2 separate regions of the Homo sapiens genome follow, and region 1 is linked to region 2. A link is a loop called in an ENCODE intact Hi-C map of the cell type or tissue named here. Cell type or tissue: heart left ventricle. All regions are shown on one strand. Links, peaks and the distances in the headings refer to the core of each region. The heading gives the core; the rest is flanking DNA.

Region 1 (11,535 bases), core at 1,149-9,148, 260 kb before region 2:
TGTGAGAATGTCATTCATCACACGTGTTTTGGGGTTTTTTGTGTATTTTTTTCTGGTATAAAAAAGAGATGGAGGACTTTGGGGCATAGAGGGGCAAAGGCACGAATTTTGCAGTCAGGTGACCATGTTCTGATCTCAGTTCTGTCACCGTGGGACCTTAAGCAAGACACTCTTTGAGTGTCAGTTTCTTCATCTGCAAGATAGGGATAATACTTACTTGACAGGATTACATGATCACAGCACAGGTAAAGTGCCTGGTACAATCTAGCCCTCAGTAAATAGTGGCTGGGGTCTGCATGTGTAAATCTTTGCCTCTCAGCAGGAACTCTTTTTTCTAATGATATCACTCTGGTTTTCCTCTGGGAAACTGCCCTTCCCTCTACTTCCAGTCCATGCGCTTTAGGTGCTGTGACTCCACCCCAAGCTACAACGGGCATGTAACTCAGGATGGCCAATCACACCTCCTTCCTGCCTTAGGGTGTGGTTTAGGTGCTGTGACTCCACCCCCAGCTACTAATGGGCATGTGGCTCAGGGTGGCCAATCACAGCTCCTTCCTGCCTTACGTTGGTTTAGGTGCCGTGACTCCACTCCCAGCTACAATGGGCATGTGACTCAGGATGGCCAATCACAGATGCTTCCTGACTTAGGTTAGTTTAGGTGCTGTGACTCCACCCCCAGCTACTATGGACATGTGACTCAGGATGGCCAATCACAGCTCCTTCCTGGCTTAGGGTGGTTTAGGTGCCATGAGTCCACCCCCAGCTACAATGGGCGTGCGACTCAGGATGGGCAATCACAGCTCCTTCCTGCCTTAGGTTAGTTTAAGTGCTGTGACTCCACCCCCAGCTACAATGGGCATGTGACTCAGGGTGACCAATCACAGCTCCTCCCTGCCTTAGGGAGTCACAGATGTCATGTGGCCACATTAGAACCAATAAGACAGATGTGTCATAGACTTTCACTGGCTTTTTTGATGGAGAAGCATGCTCTCTTATTGGAGATGAGAATGTAAGCCTGGATTTGCGAGCAGCCACTACTTTGCGAAAAGCAGGACTGAGGTAGACTAAATGTAGGCAGAAAGAAAATAACACCCACTCCTGAAAGAAAGTGAAAAAAAGACCCAGTCCCTGGATCAAGCCATTACTAAACCTATTGCATTTAGCCAAGCAACTGCCTTTGGGGCTTAAGCTCCTGTTAGGTTTTCTGTCACTTGCGAGGGAAAATTCTGACTACTACAATTATTATTGCCATTATTATTACTATCACTTGTCAGTTACAGTAGCCTATTTTTGTTCCTATTATATGAAACTTCCTTCTGAGATGGTGCCCTTTGGGATCTGTTATTCTAATGTCATATTATCCACCCAGCTTTGTAGTTTGTATCATTTGTGGTATTTCTTGCCTTCAGTATCACTGCTACACCATAAACATGTCTAAGGACTCTGGTCTAACATGACTAAGAAGGGAATAAAAAGAGATATTATCCTGCCAGGCAAATTCTGAAAACGCCCAGCCTCTTGGTAGGACCCCTAGAATATGACCAGTGGGGTGGCAAGCCCTGGTATCCCCAACATACTTTGGGGTGGGCATAGGGGCTATTTATGCTCCTAGAACTGAACAAGGCAACAACAGGGATAAGAGGTCTTAGACAAGTTTGTACGATAAGGGGCCTGAACCTTATCAGCTCATGGTTCACCTTCCAGTTATCTGCTGCCATGTAACAAATGGTCCCAAAATTAATGGTGTAAAACAACAATTATTTTATTAAGCTCGCAGATTCCATGGGTCAGGAAGTCAGACAAGGCGTGGTGGGTAATGAATTGTCTCTAGTCCACAGTATCTGGAACTTCAGCTTGGAAGACACATGGCTAGCAGTGACTTGAACAGTGGGAGCTGGGAGCATCTGGAAGCTTCTTTTTTTTTTTTTTTTTTTTTTTCGGAGTCTTGCTCTGTCACCCAGGCTGGAGTGCAATGGCACGATCTAGGCTCACTGCAACCTCTGCCTCCTGGGTTCAAGCAATTCTCCTGCCTCAGCCTCCCAAGTAGCTGGGATTACAGGCACCCACCACCATGCCCAGCTAATTTTTGTATTTTCAGTAAAGACAGGGTTTCACCATGTTGGTCAAGCCGGTCTTGAACTACTGACCTCAGGTAATCCACCCACCTCTTAACCATCTCTTTGGTGCCTGGGCTGGCATACCTGGAATGCTAGGCTCAACTGAAACCTACATGTTGATCAAGCTGGTCTTGAACTACTGACCTCAGGTAATCCACCCACCTCTTAACCATCTCTTTGGTGCCTGGGCTGGGATACCTGGAATGCTAGGCTCAACTGAAACCTACATGTGGGCTCTTCTTGTAGCTTGGGCTTCTCACAACATGGCAGCTGCGCTCCAGATATCCCAACAGGGAACATCTAGAGAAGATGTGTTCCAAGAGAATGGGGAGGAAGCTGCAGAAGCTTTTCTGATTCAGCCTCAGAAATTATACTATGTCACTTCTGCTGCATTTCATTGGTTATACATGAGTTGCTAAGACCAGCCCAGATTCAAGGGAAAGGAATTAGGCTCCACCTCTTGGTGGGGAAGTGACAAGGTAACATTACAGAAGAGAATGATGAATGAGAAATATTATTGCAGGCACCATTGGAAAATGCCATTAACCATGGTGCCCAGGTACTGCCACCATACCTAGGGTAGAGACAATACCCAATGCTTACTAAGAATTTACTAAGCGGCAAGCACAGAGCTAACCAGTTTATATGAATGGTCTCATTTCATTCTCATAACTCTATGAGGCAGCTATCATCTTTATACTCCTATAACAATGTAGAATAGAGAATCAAGAGGGTAAGTGACTTGCCCAAGGTCCCCCAGCTAGCAAATGAAGGAGCTGAGATTCAACCCCAGGCCTGCATGAGCCTCGACATACTTAATAATGTGCTGTTTTGCCTACAACTTCCCTTTTCCTCTTCCACCCTGTCCCCTTTCTGCCTGTCCTTGAGAAATTCTTCTGTCTTTCAAGAAATATCCTGCTCTTTATTTTCACCTGATTTCACCTAGAAGCATGGAATTTAAGAGCATTGTCTCTACTCTCATAGGTAAAGCAGGGAATACAACCCCAATCTGACAGATGGGAAAACGAAGGGCCATAGAAGGAAAGTAACTTGCTAAGGTCACACTCAAGGTCATTGGCTCAAATTACTAATCGGTTTATGGGTTGCACATCACCCTTGAACAGTACCTTGACCGGGCCTCCCTGTGATATATGAGGGTAGGGTCTCTGCTGCCCTTTATGCCTCACCATGACCGGCTTTTCTCCTCTACCCCGGTCCTGTTCGAGGATTCCCTCTGTCTCCAGTCGGGCTGCTCCCATGGCTGTCAGACACATAAATGATGGGTTCCTTGGCCCCTGTTTCTTCCCGTCTCTCCCAATCTCCCTTTCCTTTACCCCAATCCAGCTTTGGCCTCCCGAGCTATCTCATCTCCTTCCCAGTGGGGGATTGTGGCATGTCCAGAGAGTGTCCAGCCCTGAGAACTGTTTACACTAGAGATTAGCATTTATCTCTATCCTTTCAACCTCTCTCCCCATGCTCAGTGCTGCTGTCTGCATCAAGGATGGAGGAGCAGCCCCCAGAGATGAGAGCCAGCCAGGCTGGGGTTACCTCCCTGGCATCTGCATCCCCTGAACCCTCTTTCCCACCATCTTTGGGATCAGTCCTCCTGTTCTTGTTCAATCTCTGAAAATCTTGCGGTTTCTGGATAAATGCCAGTGACCCCCTAAAAAGGTAAGCCTGTACCTTCTTTTTGAAGAGGAGTTTTACTTGTGGGTATTTGAGCCATGTAAGCCCTTTTTAACCCACAAAATATACTAGGACCCTTATTCTACAGAAACTCTCACATGTCTATGCAAAGGTAAAAGCATATTCATTTTAATATTTTTTGTTGAAAGAATGAAAATGTAGGAAAAAAATATATCTTCGTCAATAGCAAATAGCCTGACTAAACTCTGCTCCATCCATACTCTGGACTAGTAGGCAGTCATTAAAGAAATGAGGTCATCCTGCGTGTTCCAATCTGAGAAGATGTTCAGATTATATAGTGTTTTCTTTAGGGCCCCAGAAGGACACTGATGGCACATTTAAACTGAGTCATTTAAAAAGAGTTAAACAAAGGGTCTATTTGTAAAGGTGTGAGCAGGGTTTAAAGAAACCAACAAGGGGCAGTGTAGCAACATGAGGGAGCTGTTACCGCTGTAGGCCGGAGGGGGAAGAGGAGCTGGGGTGCCTCATTAGCCAAACCCAGCCAGAAACTAGAGAGCAAGGGAGTGTAATGATGCAGTTCCCCAGGGTGCAGAGCGGGGTAGAGAAAGGTAGAGATAGATATACATGGGCAGAAAGAATTAATCCAGCACACAGAGCTAAAAGAAGAAGAAAAAAGAAAACTATATATGCAGGATATTTTCTTTTATGTAAAAACATAGAAATGAAAGGAAAACCAATTCCCTAAGCTGTGTATCTGAATGGATATACGGTGCAAAGGTGCAACCATGTTCATTTTAATGTTCTTTGTTGAAAGAATGAAAAATTAGAAAAAATATATTTGTCAATAGAAGATAGCCTAAACTAACCCCCAAACTATATACCCATAGATATATCAATAGATATATCTATATGAATATGTATCTATATGGAAATATCTATGGATATCTGTCTAGCCATAGAGATGTATCTATAGAAAATAGAAAATAGCCTGAACCAACCCTCCAAACTATATATCCATAGTTATTCATAGGCTAGATAGATATGTATCTATATGATATATCTATAAATATATATCTATCCATATAGATACATCTATGGATATATATCTATCTTTCCATATAGATATATCTATGGATATATAGTTTGGGGGGTGGTTCAGGCTATTTTATATTGATAGAGGTATATTTTATCCTAATTTTTTATTCTTTCAACAAAGAATATTAAAATGAATATGCTTGTACCTTTCACAGACATGTGAGAGTTTCTGTAGAATCAGGTTCCTAGTATAGTTTCTGGGTTAAAGGTCTTACACAGCTCAAATACCCACAAACTATTTTATATATAGTTTCGGGGTCTCTCTCATTTTGTATATATAGATGTAGAGAAAAGGGCCTGGGTGGATAAAGAACAAATTGTTAATGGTAGTTACTCTAGGGAAACAGAAGGAGATATAGGAACATGTTCCTACTTCTGTATTATCTTTTTTTCTATTATCTAAATTCAATATTAATAAGGTGCATTCTCTTGTTTCCTTCCTCCCTTCTGCTCTCAATTTTTGCCTGAACTCCCACGTCTTCTCTTCAGATGGGCACTCGCTCCACACCACAGGTGGCTAAAAATATTGTGTGTGGGGGGCGTCCTTCAAGGGACTTTGGGTGAGGCTTGAAGGAACGCCCACTAGCTGGGAGGGAGGGATGAAACCCTGGACTTTTAGAAAGTCCACTTCAATTCCATGCTCTACAGCCAACTGGGTAGCTTCCCTTGGGCAACTGGCTTCAGTCTTCTGGTCAAAGGCAGTAATAACAGTATATGCATCCGGATGTTTACAAAGACACTACTTGAAAATGCAGTTGGCATGGTGGCTGGCACCTGGATGGTGCTCATCAAGTGTCATGACATTCATTTCTAATCTCCAGGAAATTAGTGGTTTCTAGAAGATGTTCACATTCATCCTTTTGGCTTTAATGGAGGAAAAGATGTCCAAGGCAGGCTGCTGACAACACAGCACTCTCTGTGCTCTTTGTCTTTAAGTCCCCCATGTCCCATGCTCTCCTGATCTCCTGCAGATTCAAAGGCCAGCAGGCAGAGTCTCACAGTGCGGCAGACCCTAACTGGCTCCCTAGCTCCCACCCATCTGATAGGACACAGCTGTCCATGGGGGGAGAAGGCACATTAGATAAGACAGTCAAACAAAGGCTACACTTTGTATATTTGATTTGTCTGACCTAATTCCCAGGCCCCACAGGAACAGGTTCAGGGCTGGGGATGGGGTGAAGAAGAGGGCATGGTTTCCATCTCTCTCCTGAGACTGTCCTGATCTTTCCTGGAACCTTGGCTGTTTCACTGGGGATGACCATTCAAGAGCTCTGAATCTGCAAGCCAATGGCCATGAGTTCAGATGCTGATTGTGTCTCCATGTGACATTGCACAAGTTGAGTCACCTCTTCAAGACTCAATTTTCTCAGTAGGTAAAATGGGCCCAATAATGCCCATCTTAGAACATATGAGATTTTGTGAGCAAGATGTGTTTAACAATAAGTCTGATGGGTTCTTTGTCATCCTGCATCTTTTTTTTAAATTTTTTTTTAATTTTTTATTTTTATTTTTTGGCCTTCTAGGGAGGAAAGTTAGGATATTTAGCTCTGTGGGGCCTGAATCCCTCTCAGTAGCCCTATGAGCCCAACTAAGCCAGGCTGATGGATCACTGATTTTGTCCTGCAACCCCTTCATTGGATTACCCAGGAAAGTCAGGTTTGGCCTCATGCAGGTGGGAGTAAAGGCCATTGTCCAGGTCCAGGGGGATTCCTCCCTGAAAATCATCTGCTTCTTCCCCAAACTGATAAAGCCATAAGCAATGAAATGTCATGGGCATAAGAGGGATCAATCATGCAAGAAAAAATAAGCACCATTCTCAGACCTGAAACTAGATGAAAGGAACTCAGAAAATATATAATATATGTATTTTTTGTGTTTTCTGAGTTCCTTTCATCCTTCCTTTACATAATATATGTGAAAATACATATATTATGTATTTTTATAATGGCATTTTGTGGGGTAAAACATGCTTTTTTTTTTTTTTTTACAAACTTAAAATGGCTTTTAAATGAGTCCTACTTTGACATTTTAAAATTGCCAGAAGGCTCATAAACACACAAATAATACAGGCAATACCTGCCAGAACAAGTAGATTTATCACCTGTACCAAAAGAAGTTAATAAACAAAACGCTGATCTTAGAAAGGACTAGAAACCTACGTACATTTGTACCCCCAAATCAGATTCCCAGGTGCTTAAACGTTGTGCGACATATGATTGTATTACAATGAGTTATATCTTTTTTAAAAACGTATGTGTCATACTTATGAAATTTGTTTAGCCTCCATCTACCATAGAATGCCAAGTGCCTGAGGGCAGATTCCCGGTTCATTTCCTTCACCTCTAAATCACCAGCACCTTGGACAGTGCCCGACACAATGTAGTTACTCAATAAATTTCTTGTATGAAAAATAAATCATCTGTTTATGGGTCCCTTTTCTTTAGCAATTATTTTGTCCTTCTGTATTTACGCTACCCAAGAGATGAAAGAGTGAGTGATTCAGCTTTGAGCCTCCAGAACCAGGGATCTGCTACACAACAGCTGTGTGACTTAAGGCAAGCAGCTTCACCTCTCTGAGCTTTGGGAATTGGTTAGAGTCTTATTTTGAAATAGAGCATCCTTTCTCAAGAGTATAGCAAGTATAAACGAGCAATTTAAGGAGCAATGATAAAATGGACACCAATGCAACAGCATCTGAAATATCTCAGATGTCCCTCAGGGCCCCTCCTCCCTTGCATTCTTCTTCCTCCCCACCCACATTGAGAAGGAACTGCTACCCTGATTTTTTTTGTAACAATCATTCTCTTACTTTTCTTTCTCATTTTACTACACATCTCTGTTTCCTAACAATATATGGCCCTTATTTTGCTTTTCTGCAGTTTATATATATGGAAACGGGCTTATGCATCCCTCTGTGAGTTGCATTTTGTCTTCACATTATGTCTTTAGGAGTCTTCCCCTGTTGAAGCATGCAGCTGTAATACATTCATTTTTCACTGTTGATTGGTGTTCTAGTATGTGGATATGCCACACTTTAATTGTCCATTCGGCTGATGATAGACCTTTGGATTGATTCCCAGTCATTGCTTTACAAATGATGCTACTATGAGCATTGCCCTGTGTGTCTCCCAGAACATACACAAAAGAGTGTCTTTCAGGCACACGCCTAGGCCTCAGATTTCTGGCTTATAGGGTGTGTGCACAATCAGCCTCAGCGGGCAACGCCATCCTGTTCCCCAGGTGGATTGCATCCATTTACAACCCACCAGCACTGGTTGAGCCCCTTGTTGTTTCACATTCTCATCAATGCTGGCAATTAGAGCTAGAGTTTCTTTATCCATAAATTAGGTGTATTATCTCCTGCCTCAAATCGTTCTAGTGACAGTTCCATGAGAAAACACATGTCAAGGCTGTGCTCCACAGTAAGGCTGTGTTGAGCCCAAGATATTTCTTCAGGGGCTGCAGGAGTAGACTTTCCTGTCCAAACAATGTTGGTCTAAGCTGCATAAATGTTAGGTACCCATCACTAGAGGCAATTAGGAACAATGCACACAGCAGAGATGCAAATATTAATTTAATTATTAAGGGAGGAGGACTGAGTGAAGAAAGAGGCCTCATTGGGGTAACTAGTGATTAATAAGAAGTATCGATCACTTTTTTGGCCCTTAAATTGTTCTAAGATTGACAAGCATTGTCTTATTGATCCTCTGGACAGCCTATGAGGTAGGTATCACCATAATATCCCTGTGACCGACAAAGAAATCAAGGCAGAGAAAAATTATAAAACTCATCCAGAGCCACAAAATAAATTGTCTCAAGAAACCTCTATCTAAACCACCTTATACCACCTCTCTCCTGAAGGGGAAACTTGACTCTTAAACCAAGATAAACATTGAAATTTATGAATGTCAAAATTACACTTTGGCTATCATTGAGAAAGGAATGATATGGCCCATCTAGATCCATTGCTTATGTAGGGGCCAAGGGAAAGCTTCTCCTTGTCTCTCTGAAGGTTCACTGAAAAATCAACTGACAAAAGGAAGATTAATTGGAGAGAAGGCATACAAATTTATTAGCATGAACACAGGAGAGAACTGCAGAGTAATTACTCACAACACCCCAGTAGGATATAGTAGCTTATATACTATCTTGAGGTTATAGAAAGAATGGGGGCTTGGATTATGGCACAACAAATTATGGGAGGGGAAGAAGAGGAGGCCTGGCTATCATAGGTGCTCCTGCTGTTTAGATAAAACCTCACAGTTAGCAGGTCTCAGAGAAAATAGATGGCAGATGTTCCTTTCAGACCTTTAAAAAGTGTCAAACTCTGATATGGTTTGGCTGTGTCCCCACCCAAATCTTATCCTGAATTATAGTTCCTGTAATCCCCACGTGTTGTGGGAGGGACCCGGTGGGAGGTCATTTAATCATCGGGGCGGTTACCCTTATGCTGTTTTTGTGATAGTGAGTTCTCATGAGATCTGTTATTTTTATAAGGGGCTTTTTTCTCTTTTGCTTGGCACTTCTCCTTGCTGCTGCCATGTGAAGAAGGACGTGTTTGCTTCCCCTTCTGCCATGATTGCAAGTTTCCTGAGGCCTCCCTAGCCATGCAGAACTGTGAGTCAATTAAACCTCTTTCCTTTATAAATTACCCGGTCTTGGGTATATCTTTATTAGCAGTGTGAGAATGGACTAATACAGACTCTCAGTTCATCTTTCCTAGATTCAGAGAAGGGAAGACCTCAGAGAAGACCTGGCTGCATCAATGCAGATTTTCTGTACAAGTGCAAATGTCCCCTCCCAGAAGACAGGTTTATAGGCCTTCTTCTGTTTGCAGGACCTCTGACCATCTGTCTCAAAATATGTTTTTTAAAAAAGAGTATATTTTGGGGTGAAATATTTTTTCTTTCAGTTACATAATTCTTTTGTGATATGTGTGAAGGTGGCTATAATGGCTTTGCCTTGGGTAGAGAAGACTAGCCAGGCAGCCACTGTCATTTTCAGGAAGGTGGGAAATGAAAAAGTTAAATGGAATCAGATCAGATCTGCATTACATTTAAAAGAATTCTCCTGTGTGTGGTTAGGGAAAGAGAGAGAGAAAAGCAGATTCAATAGTACAGTTGGTTCCTCCCACCCCTCTATTTACTGAGTGTCCACCCAGTGGGAAGGTAAGAGGGGAGATGTATCAATTGGGGTCCTTGCAGGAAACCAATGACAAACCTAGGGGTTGTTTGAAAGGAGTTAAAATGAAGAAGGTTTGCAGAAAAGTGAGCAGGATTAAGGAAAACAACACAGGGAGGTAATGAACCCCGGGATTATTAACAATGGGGAGCAGTTACTACCCTCAGTCGGAAGAGGCAGGAAGGGAACAGTGATACCAGGACCCACAGAGAGCCAGAGCTGCAGCATACTGGAAGGCAGCCACTGCCAAACCACAGCCCACCAGGCAGGGAATAGAGGGAACAAATATCTCTCTTCTTCTTCCCTCCCACTCTCCAAGACAGACAGGAATTACTTAATGCATCTGGTCTGCTGCTGGTGACTCCTTTTGGCCAAATTTAATCAGAAGCCAGAGGGCAAGGGAATCCAGCTTTCTTAGGCCATTGTGGTCAACTTCTGAGAGCAGAGTGGGCAAGAGTGAGGAATGGACCTGATGAGCTCTCTGTTTGCACGGGCCTCTCCTCTTGTGATCCTCACTGGGTTTGAGTATGACTCAAGAGTTTAAAGATGTTTATTGTAATACAACATGACCCCGAAGTTTGTCAAGCCTATTGCTTCACTGATGCTCACACAAAAAGCAATATAGTCCAACTCTGGGGAAGAAAAATAACCTGTTAGGCCTGATTGAAAGAATATATGTTGGTGACCAAACTGGCACTTTCTAAGAAATTTCCATGAGTCACGTTGATTTTAGAAGGTGCCCATTGCATTCGAAGAGACTGCTAAACAGGTTTAATGAAGAGGAAGAGATGGTAGATAACTATATATGGATTTGTAAAAATGTTCTGGGATACCCCAAGATGCAAAAATTCAGTATAATCCCAAGAATGACTCAGCGCATTCAGCAGAACCCCAGAGTCTCATATGCCAGCCCAGAAATGGGAAGAAACCATCAATGGTCGCCAAGTTGGAAATGGATTTTGCAGATGAGGTTGCCCCATGAAGTAATTGTCAGCGTCTGACTGCAGCTGACACACGTGAGGGTTGATGTGACTGTGTGGCATCTTCTTCTAAAGAAAGTGCTGCACTGTGCTTAGCACCGTTTCTATGAAGTGGGGGCCCTGACTCTATCACTTGCAATGGCGGGTGCTGCGATGATTAGATGCTGGGAGCTGAAGGCTACAGAGAGCCTTCAGCTGCCAGCCCCTTTGGGATCCCATCAGCTTCAGAGAGCCTATGATCACACTCTTCCAAGAGTGATCAGCATCTAATAATCAATGACAGATGGAGTATAAAGGCTTGGCTGTTTGGGCCCAACTTGAGACAAATTTAAAGGGCCATCTTACTCCAGAGCCTTCATTCAGTCAAGTAAGTTTTTGAGCCTTAGGCACAGCTCAACTTCCACCTACCCTTGCATCCTCTGCCTCTTCCCTCCCACTGACATTAAGAATACCCTCTCATACAAAGTTCTGCATGACAAACTCTGTCTTAGAATTGGCTTTTCAGACAGCCCAAC
Region 2 (11,535 bases), core at 1,459-9,458:
CACCAATAATAAGGTCAAAATAACTCAAGGAATACAACCTAAATGTCCATTAATTGATGAATGAATAAGCAAAATGGTTTATCCATACAATGGTATGTTATTCAGCCATAAGAAGAAGGAAGTACCTACATGTGCCACACTTGAATGAAACTTGAAAACATGATGCTGAGTGAAAGAAGCTGATACGGTTTGGCTCTGTGTCCCCACCCAAATCTCATCTTGAATTGTGATCCCCATTTTTTGAAGGAGGGACCTGGTGGGATGTGATTGGATCATGGGGGTGAATTCCCCCCTTGCTGTTCTTGTGAGAGTGAGTGAGTTCTCTCAGCTGATCTGGTTGTTTGATAAGCATTCGGCACTTTCCCCTTCTGGCTCTCTCTCTCCTGCCACCACGTAAGATGTGCCTTGCTTCCCCTTTGCCTTCTTCCATGATTGTAAGTTCCCTAAGGACTCCCCAGCCATGTGAAACTTGAGTAAATTAAACCTCCTTTCTTTATAAATTACCTAGTCTCTGGCTGTATCTTTATAGCAGAGTGAGAACGAACTAATACAGAAGCCAGTTATAAAAGACCACATATTGCAAGATTCATTCATATAAAATGTCTAGAACAGGAAATTCTATATATAGAGAAAGCAGATCCCTAATTGACAGGGCTGGGAGGGACAGGGGTTAGGGGAATCAGCTAAAGGGCACAGTGTTTCTTTTTGAATGTTCAAAAATGGACCGTGGAGATAGTTGTCTGTATCTGTAAAAATACTGAAAATCATTGAGTTGTACACTTTCAAGGAGTGAATTGTATGACGTGTGTGATTTATATCTCAATAAATTTGTTTAAAGAAATAACTCAGAGTTGGCCAGGCATGGTCGCTCATGCCTGTAATCCCAGCACTTTGGGAGGCCGAGGCAGGCAGATCACTTCAGGTCAGGAGTTTGAGACCAGCCTGGCCAACATGGTGAAATCCCATCTCTACTAAACAAAAATACAAAAATTAGCCAGGCGTGGTGCTGTGCACCTGTTATCCCAGCTATTCAGGACGCTGAGGCAGCAGAATCGCTTGAACCCAGGAGGCGGAGTTTGCTGTGAGCCGAGATCATGCCACTGCACTCCAGCCTGGGTGACAGAGTGAGACTCCATCTCAATAAAAAAATAAATAAAATAATAACTCAGAGGCATGTGGGGCTGCAGTCACAGAATAGCATCTAAACCAAGGTTCTGTTTGATGGGAACAGCACTAGGATTCAGGTCTGGGGTTCCAGTGTTTGTGAACGACAGGAAATACCAAGAGGAAGGGATCCCGGAAGTTTAGACAAACAGATGAAGCGGTCTGTGACTGCAAATCCTGGGGACAGAAGCTGCTGCCCACAAATATGTAGAGAATTGTGCTGTTGAAGAGAAAACAGCCTCATTCTGAGTAATTGATGAAGTTTACTTGGGAAGTCAACTTCAGCTGAACATGTGGTTGAAGTTTTAAAAGGGAGAGTTCTTCTTGTGTGTGTGTCTTTGTTGGGGAGCAAGAACTCCCTGTCAAGGCAGCATTCATGAACAAAGTGAGGACAGTCTACCTGGAATGTTAAGAAAGCATTTCTGCACTAAGGATAGACTTTGGAATAGAAGCCTGCCGAGAACATGTCCAATTCTTAAAAGACTATGATTCCAGGAAGACTAGACCCCAAGTTCACTAGAATCTTGCTAAAGCAACATTTGCTTTGGAACAAAACTCAGGATGAGTTGGTCTGAGAAGCCTGAATTATAAAAACTATCAGAAGACCACATTGTAAGGCTTCTGGAGGGCTTGTCTGGAGGTTCTAGGAGGGGAGAGCTGCTACTCCTACACCCTTGGCTAAGAACAGCCCTCTTCTATCGGTAAAAGTCATCTTCTTTGACTGTGTGGGCAGCTTTGGGAGGAATGCACATTGAGTGGTGGGGGAGGAAGGGGACACTCACCTAGCCAGCCAGATCAGCCAAGTCAACCCTGGTGATCAATGGGGTGGCAGATGTTGCAGCCAGGTCGCCCTCACATCCTTGAGTTGTCATCCTTGGGGACAGTGTTTCTGTGATGACCTAAAGGGCCACCCTCGGGAGACAGTGACATACATTGGATACGAGCATGACTTTGGAGTTACGGAGACCTGGGTTTGAATTCTGGCCCTGCCATTTATTCTCGGTAGGATACCGGGGCAAATTAGACTCTCGGTTTTCTCATTTACAATATCGGAGTAATTATATAGACACTATTGTGTCAGAGAAGCATTACAATAAGGGCTCTTATTGACACTCCAAATTCTTTCTTTTTCTGGATCACAAAAACAAAACCAATATGTGGTAAAAAAAAAAAAATTGTCCTCCAAAACATACATATTGAAAACCAGAAGCAAACATGCCCTGAAATTGTGCCTCTCAGATATACCTGCTATTTATCCTTTAACTTTTATATATTTTTCACATATACTTCAATGAGTTTTATTATTTTTATCATGAAAAAATACAATAAACTTGACACATTAAACATTAAAACTTGACAACACCCTTACAACATTCTGTGTGCTCTCCTACAAGTCTACTATCAGTTAAAGTTGTCTTCTTTGACTGAGCGGGCAGCTTTGGAAGGAATGCCCATTGAGTGGTGAAGGAGGAAGGGGACACCCACATAACCAGCCAGATCAGCCAAATCAACTCTGGTGATCAATGGGGTGGCAGATGTTGACTCCAACATCCTTTGATAAAACATAGCAGGTTAAAGGTCTAAGAGATATAGGTACTAGGAACCTTCAGATTTGGAAATCTAGTCTTTATCATCACCTCCACCTCCGTCATCACAACCACCACTGCCACCATAACTACTATCACCCCCAGACCATCATCATATCGACTACCACTACCACCACAACACAATTATCATCACTACCACTGCTTCCATCATCCCTACCATCACCATAACCTCACCCCCACCTCACCAACACCATCATCACCATCACCGCCATCACCACAATCACCACCATCATCAGCACTAAAACCAGCCATCACTACTATCATTGTTACTGTCATCAGCACCACTATCATCATCAACACCATAATTACCACCATAATCACCACCATCACCATCACCACCATCATCACTACCAGTTATAAAGTGCCCCTGGGCAAGCCACTTGATCTCTCTAGATTCTATGTGTGCATCTCAGGCTTTTGTTTACCCATCTTTAATTCAGCGTTAAATATCTACCTGACCCTACACAAAGTTTTAATAGCCCTTTCCTCTATCATTTGTATCCAGATCCCAGGAGACTTATTGGCATTCAGTTTTAAGCGTCCACACTAGGTGAAAATGCACTACATTTTAAATTTATGTTAAAATTCTCTGTAGCCCATACATTGGGAACTTCTCTGATCCAAAGTAAGTTTTTACTGTCAAGTTCTGGGTCTCTAAGACCAGAGATCTTAGAAGATTTAAACACACAAATGCATCCAAGAAAGAGCAGGAGAAAAGCCAGCAATACAGAGAGGACTTCCTCAGCCTGGTGGTTGTGATGCCCCGTCTTGAGAGTAAACTTCCCCCAATAATCTGGGCAGTCTTTTATTTTTCTGGCCTCCATCACTGACCTGTTGCCTCATGGCAGTGCATTTCTGAGACACGATCAAGACATTCCATTGAGTTATACTACATCCAAATATCAGACGCTGCCTTTGAACCCTTCTGACAAACCACAAACTTAGGAACCAACGTTGACACAACACTCAGCGGATTCAAAACACTGAGCAGGGGAAAGGAGAGGGTGTGGGAAAAGGCTCTTTGATTAAATGTGTTTCTTTCTCTTTGTGCTCTAATGGGGTCTAAGGTACTGCCTGGCATCTTGGAAGTTCACGTGCTTGTTTTCTGAAGAAAGTCTCTGTCACATCCTCTCTCAGAAGTTTTCGGCCAAGAGCAATATTAGAGATTTGTTATTGGTTTAAATAACCCAGCATTTCCATGGATAAACATTCAAGCAAGAAAAGGAAAGCATAGAGGAGAAACTTCTCTTAAGAGAAAAAAAGGATGTGAAGAAAGTCAAGATATTAGCAGTCAATGTGTCTCATTTTCCAAAGAATTAGGCTTATCTTTTCACAGACCTTTGTCTGCTGGAATGACTGTCTAACCTCCATGCCACGTTTTTAATCCCTGCAAACTGATTTTAGTTTTTGCCAAGATGGATGTTGGATCTGAATGAAAACCAGAGTCATTTATCTTTGCCAAGGCATTTTCTTCTTCTTCCGCAGCGGAAAGTTATGGAGATAGGTGCTTTCTCATCGGAATGTGCCCCTTCCAAAATTATCAGGCTCCTGTGGTTTGCTGATAACCAAAAAGACTCAAGCTCAGAGGTGCAGAAACTCATTGAGGATAAATGAAGAGACCATTAAAAAGAAGACATATGTCTTTGTAGCCAAAGAGGCAACCAAGAAGATATTTTCTGAATGTGGGGTAACTTCATTTGCTAAAATGGGGGTCATGAATGATTATGCACCTCCATTTTCAAAACTGGACTCAAATTCCTTTACTTGTACCTCTTCTTTAGGCCTAATGTTGGGGGGGGAACATTAGCATTCCAGGCACCTTTTCAATTAAGAATAAAGGCTACAGGGCAATTTAAAGCCAATGACTGATTTCTTCCTCTCCCCTCTGCTCACGGAGGAGCCGAATTTTCTTTGAAGCCAGGATCGGAATCTGAAGCCTGGTCAATAAGACAGCTTAGACTGCTCAGAGAGAGCCTACTTTGGTTTGAGGTATAGGATAAATGTCTAAGGGCATTTCTGTCCTCCTCAGTGAAGCCAGGTGTGTGTTTTGTTGAGAGAAACAGCAAACAGATACAGATGCTAGCATTATACAAATACAGTGTTAGCAACCCCAACACTGCGGGACTTAGAAAGCATTTAATTCTTCTAATTCATTACCATTTATCACCTATCTCTCAGCTCAAAGAGCCTGGAGATTTGGAGTTTCTTTTAGGGATGCCAAGAATAAGCACATCACCCACTAGGGTACCCATCTCATATTAATTATTAATAGTTACAAAACACTCCGGTTATAGGTTGTATGATATTTGGCTACACATTAAGCCATCAATCTTACTAAATTTCCTTTAACATGCAGGAAATAAAAGCCAAGAGTACCTCCTTGGAAGCCAAATGGTGCAGAAAGAGGAAATTGATGAGGGTTATGTCACTCAGTAGTGAATCTGATTCATCAGAAGTGAAAAAAGTCATCAAAAACTTTGTTCAAAAAGCCACAGGTTATTTTGAGCAAAGTCTGTTTCTCCCCCCATATGCTGATAGATTTCCTCTCATGGTTAAAGCTACACGTTTTTTCACAGAATATTAAAGTTATCAGAATTTGGAAGATAGAAGACCCATGGCAGCAAAGGTTCTGGCCTATTTGCTAGAAGATTTCCACTGGTTTGGGGCAGCTTGCAGGGCCATTGTCCTTTTGTGTTTCTGGCTGATGGGATGGAAAGGGACAGAAAACCAACCTCGGTTCATGCGGTGTTGGTACTGCCTGGAAATATGTATTGTTAGTGCCCTCTAGCGGCCGAGTCTTGGCTGGACATTAAAAGACATTTTTCACCATGAGCTGGGTGTTGAGTGCTTTTAAAAAGCAATTTTGCAACTTGGCTGTGGCCACTGTGCTCTGCTTGGAGTGGCTTTAGACTTCATGATGCTGGTGCTTTCATGTTAAACTGTTTCAAAGCCTCTTGTGGAAGCAAGAGCGTTTGAACTAAACTACAATTTTTGAAAATGGCAACTTGAAATATTTTTACCTCCAACGTAGACCATTCTTTGCCTGCATGCTTCCCTCTGGATTGTCTGTTCCCAAAAACAGCATCTTCATTCAATGAGTAAATGTTTTCTATTACTCAAATTTATTTGGCAAAATAGACTCGGGTAATAGAACATTTTTTTCTTCTTCATACTAATTGTGTGCCTTGCGAAGGCTCTAAAATCATTCCATTTTGACCTAGAAATTCATTTTCTAGGAGTTTTTCCTAAGGAATCACTATGAATATGAACAAGATTGAGGAACAAGCTACTTCTTAGAAGGTTATTCGTAATAAAGAAGAAAACAACCACCTAACGGGCCAACAATACAGACATTGATAAATTATAGTTCATCCAACTCATGGAGTAGGAGGTAGTAATTAAAAACAACATATTATGATTAGAACCGGAAATACCATTTGACCCAGCAATCCCATTACTGGGTATATATCCAAAGGAATATAAATCATTCTCTTATAAATACACATGCACACCCATGTTCATTGCAGCACTATTCACGATAGCAAAGACATAGAAACACCCCAAATGGCCATCAATCAATGACAGACTGAAGAAAGAAATGTGGTACATATATACCACGGAATACTATACAGCCAGAAAAAGGAATGAGAACATGTCCTTTGCAGGGACATAGATGAAGCTGAAAGCCATTATCCTCAGCAAACTAACGCAGGAACAGAAAATCAAACGCCACGTTCTCACTTATAAGTGGGAGCTGAACAATGAGAACACATGGACACAGGGAAGGGAACAATACATGCTGGGGACTGTCGGGGGAGGATGGGGTGGGGTGAGAGCATTAGGAAAAAGAGCTAATGCATGCTGGGCTTAACACCTAAGTGATGGGTTGATAGGTGCAGCAAACCACCATGGCGAACGTTTGCCTATGTAACAAACCCACACATCCTGAACATGTACCCCGGAACTTAAAAAATAAAATTAGATAAATAAATAAATAAAACGTACTATGGTTTAAGAAGATCCTTTTCAAACAGCTGGGGACACTGGTCACTCAAGTGACTTTCCCGGTGTCTCACACAAATCCTCAGTGGTGGTTATGTGGGTGTTGATTTTGCAGTAGGTCATTGAGCTACACATTTTCTGAATATATGTATTTATAATTTTTAAAGAATATTTTTTATAGTTTAAAAGAAGATTTAAAAAAAAAATCAAAGAGACCAGGTATTCTAATCCTTAATTTAGCTCTGTTTCCCACACTAGTCTACTCCTTGGAGGAACGAAGGCACAAAAGAGAAAAGATGGAATTATGGTCTCTGGGAACTAGATTTTAAAATTGCATTTAAGAAATACCTAATGTAGACGACGGGTTGATGGGTGCGACAAACCACCATGGCACGTGTATACCTATGTAACAAACCTGCACGTTCTGCACATGTATCCCAGAACTTAAAGTATAATTTTAAAAAATTGCATATAGAACATCCCATTGGTGGGACTGGATTTGTTTGCAAATGGTCTTGTCAGTGGTGAAGTGGAAGAGAATGTGGAGCCCCACTCAAATGAAGTTTGCAACTTGTCAGCAGATCTGGAAAAACAATACAGTTAAAATTCTTGACTCTCTGGAGATAGGAAATTATTAATAAATTTCACGAATGCATATTTCCTTATTGCCATTACAGTTGTGAGGGATGGCTGTATCTTTTGCTGTTATTTTTAAACCCCATAGAATATTTGTAGAAAAACAATTTATCTAAATGTATGAGGTAGTTTATAACTTCTCTACATTTCCATGTCAGAAGCAAAGAGATAAATAGTTAATTCTGAGTTACGTTTAATAAGTATTCATTTGTATCTCTTCACCAGAGACGAGAGAAAAGCAGCTTAGTCCCAGACCTCAAGGTACCCCCGAATGGCTGGGAGGAAGTTTGACATCCTTGAAAAAAAATAGAGAGCAACATAAGGCAAGTGAATGCGGTGTACAGTATAAGCATTATAATGCTCTAAGGAATAAAATCAAGTGTCAAGATGCATAGTTTATAGTAAGGAGATATTGCGTCAGGCTAATTCGGATATAAATCTGTATGAACATGTGATCTTAAATCTCTATGGCTCCACTTTATCTACAAAATGAGAATAATATTGCTACTTACTATTGTAAAGATTGAATGCACATTGTGCTTCCATGTTTATTGCAGCACTATTCACGACCACCAAAATTTGAAGCAACTTAAGCATCTGCTAACAAACGAATGGATAAAGAAAATGTGGTACACATACATGATGGAGTACTATTCAGCCACAAAAAAGAATGAGATCCTGTCATTTGCACCAACATGGATGGAACTGGAGATCATTATATTAAGTGAAATGAGCCAGGCACAGAAAGACAAACTTTGTGTGTTCTCACTTATTAATGTGAGTTTAACATGAAAACAACTGTACTCGTGAAGATAGCGGGTAGAATGATGGTTGCCAGAGGGTAGGAAAAGCAGTGGGGAGTGGATGGAAATTGGGGATGGTTAATGGATGTGAACATAGAGTTAGATAGAAGGAATAAGATCTAGTATTTGATAGCACAACAGGGTGACCACAGTCAGCAATAATTTATTGTACATTTCAAAATAACTAAAAGATGGGGCCGGGGGAGGAAAAGCATCAAGAGAAATAGCTAATGGATACTGGGCTTAATACCTAGGTGATGGGTTGATCTGTGCAGAAAACCACCGTGGCACATGTTTACCTATGTAACAAACCTGCATATCCCGCACCTGTACCCTGGAACTTAAAAGTTGAAGAAAAATAAGGAACGCATTTAAACCATCTGACTGGCAAAACAACAACAACAACTAGAAGAGTATAATTGGATTGTTTGTAACACAAGGAGAGGATAAATGCTTGAGATGATTTATACCCCATTTATCCTGAGGTGATTATTATGTATTGTATGCCTGTATCAAACTATCTCATGTACCCCATAAATATATACACCTACTATGTACCCACAAAAGCTTTTTAAAAATAATTTAAAAATTTAATATTTTAAAATTAAAAAAAGAAAGAAAATGCACATTGCAGGCCGAGCGCGGTGGCTCACGCCTGTAATCCCAGCATTTTAGGAGGCTGAGGCGGGCGGATTGCCCGAGCTCAGGAGTTCGAGACCAGCCTGGGAAACACGGCAAATTCTCTATGAAAAATACAAAAATTAACTGAGCATGGTGGTGTGTGCCTGTAATCCCAGCTACTCAGGAGGCTGAGGCACAAGAATCGCTTGAACCCGGGAGGTGAAGGTGAAGGTTGCAGTGAGCCGAGATCGTGCCACTGCACTCCAGCCTGGGCGACTGTGAGATTCTATCTCAACAAAAAAAAAAAAAAAAAAAAAAAAGCACATGGCTGGATTAAATGCTCAAACATATTAATATAATATTAATTACCAGTGAATACCTTGAGCCTGGCCAACCAGAGAGCCTTGGATGGAGACTCCCAGTCTTTGCAGCAAGCTGGGTGTGTAGGTTTCTACCTTTAGGATGTGACTTCCCAACCTGACGAGGAGCCAAGATGCTTGAGAAATTGCCATTTCCATATCATTTGTCAGTTTCTCTCAGCAGATGGTGCTCTTGAGACCTTCACCCACATGAGTTCAGAGGGCAAGAGCTCCAATTTGGCTACCTCCCAAACTAAAGATCTTCGTGTCCAAGCATTGTCACCAGGAAGCGTATTGCTGAATAAATGCATTCTTGAGTTAATGAATGGGAGGCAGAAAGCCCTGATGCAGTGTCAAAGGAGGGCCTGGTCATCTGGGGGTTTGTCTGGCAATTGAGCCAGGGGCCACCTTCTCTACTTCCCTCTGTAGGGTCGTGAGACTTTGAGGAAGAGACACAGCCCCTGGTGCCTGGAGACCTGGTTTTTAGTCCTGGCTCTGATTCTTAGCTTGCTGTGTGATCTCAGGTTTTCACTTGTTCACCACAGCACCTACTTCCCCCTTCATAAAAGGGAGACAGCACCAGTGGGGCTCAAACCCTTTGATAAAAGCTAATATTTTTAGGCTGGGCATGGTGGCTCACACCTGTAATCCCAGCACTTTGGGAGGCCAAGGTGGGTGTATGGCTTGAGCTCAGGACTTTGAGACCAGCCTGGGCAACATGTTGAAACCCCACCTCTATCAAAAATACAAAAAATTAGCCAGGTGTGGTGGCACTCACCTGTGGTCCCAGCTACTTGGGAGGCTGAGGTGAGAGGATCGCTTGAACTCAGGAGTTTGAGACCAGCCTGGACAACATAGTGAGATTTCATCTCTACAAGAAAAATTAAAAATTAGCTAGGTGTGGTGATACATACCTGTAGTCCTAGCTACTTGGGAGGGTGAGGCAGGAGGATCGCTTGAGCCCAGAAGTTTGAGGTTGCAGTGAGCTATGGTCATGCCACTGCACTCCAGCCTGTGTGATGGAGCAAGACTCAATGCCTATATATATATATGTATTACGTAAAATATATGCAAATATATAAAATATATTAATTTTGTGTGTGTGTGTGGGTGTGTGTGTGTGTGTGTTTAACGGCTGTCAATTCTTTGACACCTCTCTCTTCGAGTGATGAGTTCTATGTCACTTCTCCTTGAATCTGGGCTGACTTTAGTGACCCTGTTAAAATCAATGGGGTATAGTGGAATTAATGCTGTGTGTTTTTGAGGCTGAGTCTTAAGAGGTGAACCAGCTCCCACCTTATTTGCTGGAACATTCTTTCTTGCACCCTGGGCCACCATATAAGAAACCCAGCTTCCCAACTTCCCTGAGACTGCCCTATGGTCAGGCCATGTGTGGATGCTGTGGTGAACCGCCCAGCTGAGTAGCTGACAGCCGGTGTCACTTGGCAGCTATAAGTAAGCCACCGTAGATCCCCAGACCAATTGCGCCATCAAATGCCTTTAGCATCTGCCAACATTTGGCTGCACTATATGAGAGACCCTGGGCAAGAGCTCCCCAGCTAAGCCCTTCCAGAATTCCGGACACACAAAATCGTGAGCAAAATAAAATGATTGTTTCAGGCCACCAAATGGTGGGTTAATTCGTTACTCACCAGTGGTAACTAGAACACACTCAGAGATGGAAAGGGATTGCCCCAAGACCTCCATGGGAGGTGGCAGACCAGGGCTTAGAATACAGCTTACCTAACCCTCAGCCAGAGTTCTTTCTGCCTGCTCCAATGTGAGGTTGAGACTGTTTCTCAAGCTCTGGGGAGACGCTCCCCAGTGGATATTCTAACCAGGATGGGAAGTGTCAAGCTGTGTAACAGATCTCTGTGCACGACGCCAGGGAACACAGAAGAAAGGTCACATTCCTTCCAGGAAGAAGCGACAAATCTCCTATACAGAAGAATTCCAAATAATTGATGTAAATTCTCTGCAGTCATGGCAGGGGAGCCTAACTCCAACACCTTTGGGGTGATCTGAGTGTAGTGACTTCCTTCCAAACACTGCAATATAGAAAGGGGGAACAAAGAATAGCTTTACAATGGAGAGCCCTGGCAAACAGTACCTACACCAGGTGATCAAGTGGTAGGGGAGAAAAGATTTCATTTTCTCACCCACCACTAAGTTCATGGCTGAGGCACCTGTTACAAAGGACAGGTGAACAAGAGAAAGGCACATACAATTTTATTTTTATTTTATTTTATTTTATTTTGTTTATTTTATTTTCTGAGATGGAGTCTCACTCTGTTGCCCAGGTTGGAGTGCAGTGGCATGATCTCAGCTCACTGCAACCTCCGC

What was found. Hi-C counts contacts between places; a loop is a spot of excess contacts. Peaks named below come from ENCODE experiments on the same cell type or tissue, not always from the same donor. Only the 100,000 strongest peaks of a DNase experiment are listed, where the experiment ranks them.
Region 1: a loop joins it to region 2, with 2.5 times the contacts of the local background. A loop is called at or near these places in 2 of 110 quality-filtered maps.

The regions. Positions count from the first base shown.
Region 1 is chr12:114,241,511-114,253,045 of GRCh38, forward strand. LINC02459 (long intergenic non-protein coding RNA 2459) reads right to left here and starts at 260. Exons shown (of 2, transcript NR_146536.1): 1 at 218-260. RefSeq lists an enhancer at 494-788. In heart left ventricle, for the core only: a CTCF peak has its summit at 4,191; no DNase peak of the experiment used is centred there; H3K27me3 peaks cover 297 bases.
Region 2 is chr12:114,503,164-114,514,698 of GRCh38, forward strand. It overlaps the pseudogene RN7SKP216. Among named protein-coding and RNA genes, the nearest start is that of TBX5-AS1, 100 kb to the left of the region's middle. In heart left ventricle, for the core only: a CTCF peak has its summit at 5,568 (motif pointing left); a DNase peak (open chromatin) is centred at 5,558; H3K27me3 peaks cover 3,685 bases.